2 separate regions of the Homo sapiens genome follow, and region 1 is linked to region 2. A link is an interaction called in ENCODE POLR2A ChIA-PET data of the cell type or tissue named here. Cell type or tissue: Caco-2. All regions are shown on one strand.

The links. ChIA-PET counts read pairs that join two places held together with the same protein. Peaks named below come from ENCODE experiments on the same cell type or tissue, not always from the same donor. Only the 100,000 strongest peaks of a DNase experiment are listed, where the experiment ranks them.
Region 1: POLR2A ChIA-PET joins it to region 2 with 5 read pairs; 1 of 35 experiments calls an interaction of 5 or more read pairs at or near these places.

What each region holds. Positions count from the first base shown.
Region 1 is chr10:71,637,363-71,639,862 of GRCh38, forward strand. All of the region lies in intron 11 of CDH23 (cadherin related 23), which reads left to right. Among named protein-coding and RNA genes, the nearest start is that of C10orf105, 81 kb to the right of the region's middle. RefSeq lists enhancers at 770-1,064, 1,522-2,459. In Caco-2, no CTCF peak of the experiment used is centred here; DNase peaks (open chromatin) are centred at 1,019 and 1,609; H3K4me3 peaks cover 485 bases.
Region 2 is chr10:73,600,645-73,603,144 of GRCh38, forward strand. It overlaps a transcript of USP54 not described here. Among named protein-coding and RNA genes, the nearest start is that of USP54, 11 kb to the left of the region's middle. In Caco-2, no CTCF peak of the experiment used is centred here; a DNase peak (open chromatin) is centred at 1,037.

The DNA of each region.
Region 1 (2,500 bases), 2.0 Mb before region 2:
CTCCTACCCCCACTACTCCTAGAACAATAATAATAGCTCTCCTCTATTGAACACTTATTCCGTCCCAGATGCTTGACCAAGATTTGGCAGCTCACCCACAGTAGCCCTATCAAATAGGCTGCATTCTTCCCATTTTACAGATGAGGAAATTGAGGCTCAAGGATATAAAATTGTGTATGCAAAAATCACACAGCTGTAAAAGGCAGTGCCTGAGCCTAGGCTCAACTCCAGAGGTTGTGGCTTCCAAGGTTCTATACCCTGGAAGCTCAGGTCATGGGGCTCTTCCCTGGCAGACCCGAGTTGGGGACAGGGTTGGTTTTGGTGAGGGCAGCACTGACTCTGGGGGCCCCACTCCGCACTCCAGATTCCCAGCCCCGATCCAGCTTGGGCTGAGGGTGTCACACCAGCCCACCAACCAGAACTCCCTGGGTGCCTCACAAGAGCCCTGGCCCTTTATCTTGCCCCAGCATCCCCCTACCCCCCGACCCCAAACATAAAGGTGGCCTTGGTCCTTGCTGTGGCTCCTGAGGCCACCCTGCCTTCACATGACCCTGGTCCTTCCTCTTCCATGAAAAGGAATTAAGACCTCCTCCAAGGGCACATTGTAGTTTACAGGGTTGGTTGACGGTCCCCTAGCATTTGAGGTACAAAGAAAAGAACACACAAGGTCCCTGCCATAGGGAATTTCCTGGCTTAGGCAAGAAAACACAATTCACATGCTTACAAAACACGGGGGAGCAGAGAAATGATACTGTTTTCATTTAATTCTGTGAGATGTGCTTACCCTCCCCACTTCACAGATGAGGAAATTGAGGCTTCAGGAGAGGAAGTGAGTTGTCTAAAGTCACACAGCTAGGAAGTGACCCAGCCTGTTCCTCAACGTTGAACTGTGCTCTCTTAACATTGCGTCACGCCCCTGGGTCACTAACCCAGGGGCCACCCTGACTGATGGCAGAGAGAGACAAACATCCCGGAGAGGCAAGCTGGTGTCACCAATAGCAGGGCAGTGCCTCAGGATGGGGAGGGCCAAAGAGCCAGAGAGACAAAGGAGGCATCTGCAGGCCTCGTTGTGCTGGAGGGAGCCTGGAGGCTGGCTCAGGCCTCCCTCCCTTTGGGGGCCCAGGCCACCTGCAGCGGAATGCGCCAGTGCTGAGAGCCCTCAGGTAATGAATGACCAAGGGAAGCCATGCTTAGAAGTCAGGCCACCCAACCCAAAGGCAGGACCTAGACTGAAATCCACCCCTCTGAGGCAGGGAAAGGTCTGCATGCAGGTGGTTAAGTAGCGGAAATATCACCCTTGACCCTCCCTCCCAAGGGAGTATTTAACGAGCTGATGTCTGTTGAGGGCCCAACATGTAAGCTCAACAAACAGCTGGACAACCACGCTGGGTCAGCACACGGAGCCGGGTCTGCTGGGACAGACTCAGGTCGGCTGGCTCTGGGAGCCTTAGAGAGACTAGGAGGGAGCAGTGGCTCATCTGACCCTTCTCAAAGCTACCCCCCACTTCCAGGAATGGGAGGCAGGGAGGGGGCAAGGTCTAGGGAAGTTGCGGGGCAGCCCTCCTGGCAGCCGGCTGATAAGGCGCTGCCCTCGTGGGGGTGGGAAAGCTGCAGCCCTAGGAGCAAAGTGCAGGAGCTACACGGGGAGGGACCGGCAGGGAGCCAGGAGGGATTTCATGTGTCCTTCCCCTCCCAAGAAATAAATAAAGCTAAGCTGTCACCTCGGCCTCCCCGCGGGCAGCTGCCAGCTCCGCAGCCTGTAGTGGCTGGGCTCTGGCTCCGGGACCCGCGGTGGGCGCTATCAGCCTTCTCATCGCCTCTCTCAGCTGGAGGAGAATTTAATCCACAGGCTCCTCTCCACACACACTAGGGCTCCTTTTGATGTTTCTGTTTATCTCCCTTCCAACAAAATCGCCCCTCTGCAGCTCCAAGAGCCCCTCCAGCCTCCTCCGCATCTCCACCCCATGAAGGCAGTCCCCCAGCCCCCTGTGGGACAAGGGCAGGGAGGAGGCCTAGCAGGAGCAGGGAGGTGGGTGTGCCCTCCACCAGTCCAGGCTTTGTGCCCTGACCTGAGCTGAGGTGCTTGTGGGCCTCCTTCTGCCACGTGTGGCACAGGGAGGGGTTCACTATGCCAGCTCCTGGCATCGCACTTGGAGCAGCGTTCTGTAGTGGGAAGGCCAGGAGAGCTGCATGGTTAAGAGCTCTGACTCCGAGGCGGGGTGGGGGCAAACTTGAGTTCCAAGCCTTCCTTGGCTGCTGTGTGGCTTGAACACTTACCCCCTCTGGCCCCAGTTTCTTTCTCCAAGAAAAGGAGTGGACTGACGCTGTCTTTGGGCCATCGTGTGGATTCTGGTTAAGGTGTGTGACGCCTGTGTCATAGCCGGGCTTCACAAATGGAAGCTGTTGTCATAAAAGGCTCAGCAGCACAGGACTGCGATCAGTAGGGGTTTTGCACCAACTTAGCAAACTGGAATATCTCTCTCTCACACACACCCCTATC
Region 2 (2,500 bases):
GGCTCGCGCCTATAATGCCAGCACTTCGGGAGGCTGAGGCAGGCGGATCACCTGAGGTTAAGAGTTCGAGACCAGCCTGGCCAACATGGTGAAACCCCATCTCTACCAAAAATACAAAAATTAGCTGGGTGTGGTGGCGGTCACCTGTAATCCCAGCTACTCAGGAGGCCGAGGCAGGAGAATCGCTTGAACCCGGGGGGCGGAGGTTGCAGTGAGCCGGGATCGCGCCACTGCACTCCAGCCTGGGTGACAAGAGTGAAACTCTATCTCAAAAAACTACCTATCAGGTACTATGCTTATTACCTGGATGATGAAATAATTTGTACATCAAACCCCTGTAACATGCAGTTTACCTATATAGCAAACCTGCGCATGTACCCTGGAACCTAAAATAAAGGTTACAAATAAATAATAAATGATATTTCTTTTCTAAACCAATTTCATGTTTAAGAACCTTACTTAAAGTGAATAGGAAAGTTTGGGTAAATTAAAACAAAACAGGATCATGTATAGGAGCTCTGAAATCCAACACAGAAGTCTTCTAATGTGGGGTAAGTTCCATCAATAAAAGCTCCAAAACAAGTCATGAAGATCCTTGAAAATAAAAAAGGAGCTCCTGGGATTCTTATTTCCTAGAGAAATGAAACCAGTCAAGACAGTGTAGGAAACAAAATTGTTAAGTCATGGAAAGTCACCTCAAAAAGAAGCAGTAGAATAAAGTTAGAACCACCTAAGCTTTGCTTTCCTCAATACCACCATACACTTTACTGCAATCCTCAACTTAGAGAAAGACTGAATGTGTATGTCACCTTCAACCTGATACTCACACACACATTTCAAAAGCTTCCCCAAAAATGCCTTTTTTTTTTTTCCTTTTTGCTACTCACCAAGTGCCTGAAGTGTCAATCATTTCCTGCTTCTCCCAGCTGCAGGACTTGGAACTAGGAAAACATTCAGTCAGCGTCTAGAGCAGGTCTGGTTAGAAGGATGAGCTCATCCCTTTCAGATGCACACCTGATCCTCAAGAAGCTGCCCCTCCTCCAGCAAGCAGATCTTTGTATGTTTAAAGTGACACCCACAACCTGTACAACCACTTTGCCAGAGCCAAAGTAAGTCTTTCCTTATACATGCCTAGTGCCATGGAATCATTTCCTGGTCTAGCCACCTCACACAGCCACTGAACGCAGGTGGCAGTGGCAACAGCTGCTGCTGCTGCTACTATGGCTTTGTTAGAGAAGGACTTCATTTTCAGCTACAACGGAGGTCAAGTCCTTCACCACTGCCCTGGAAACACTGCACTGTTTGTTTCAACAGCCCCTTGCCCACAGTCAGATCTTACCAGAATCATGCCTTCTTTCAAAACTCACAACCATTTTTCTGAACCAACAATGTAGCACCTCAACATCTGCCTTATTCCATTTGCCCTGTCTAAAAGTTAAATTAGCCAAGGCAGCTAAATGTACTGTATGTATTTAGAGCTAAAATGTTCCCAACTCAGGTTTGCCCTCAGTTTTACTACCTCTAAGAAAACCTTTATTCTGCCATAGCAGTCTATTTATTGGTAAAGTATACAGTAATCCTAATACAGAGATATGTAAACTTCACTTCATGAAAAAATAGTATAATAGCCGGGCACGGTGGCTCATGCCTGTAATCCCAGCACTTTGGGAGGCCGAGGTGGGCAGATCACGAGGTCAGGAGATCAAGACCATTCTGGCTAACACTGTGAAACCCCATCTCTACTAAAATTATAAAAAAATTAGCCGGGCGTGGTGGCGGGCATCTGTAGTCCCAGCTACTCAGGAGGCTGAGGCAGGAGAATGGCGTGAACCCAGGAGGCAGAGCTTGCAGTAAGCTGAGATCATGCTACTGCACTCCAGCCTGGGTAACAGAGCAAGACTCTGATTCAAAAAAAAAAAATAGTATAATAGTGGCCAGGCACTGTGGCTCATGCCTATAATCCCAGAACTTTGGGAGGCCAAGGCGGGTGGATCACCTGAGGTCAGGAGTTCAAGGCCAGCCTGACCAAGGTGAAAACCTGTCTCTAATAAAAATACAAAAATTAGCCAGGCGTGGTGGTGTGCGCCTGTAGTCCCAGCTACTTGGGAGACTGAGACAGGAGAACTGCTTGAACTCAGGAGGTGGAGGTTGCAGTGAGCTGAGATCGCACCACTGCACTCCAGCCTGGGCGACAGAGCAAGACTCTGTCTCAAAAAAAAAAAAAAAAAAAAAAAAATAGTATAATAGTGGTACAAAATATCTTCAATCAGAAGTACATGGGTTCCAAATAGTTATTCAACAAACATTTCTATACACCTATTATGTGCAAGTATCTCTGATAGGGTGCTGAACTGGGCTTTTGAAAACAGCATCACAAAAATCTAAGAAAGAACTCATCCCACCCTAATTAGCCTTCCCCAGGACCTTTGCAGTATTTTTACTTCAGTCATCACAAGCTTCTAATACGCTAACAGGCTGTCTAAGGAGTATAAACTATGTC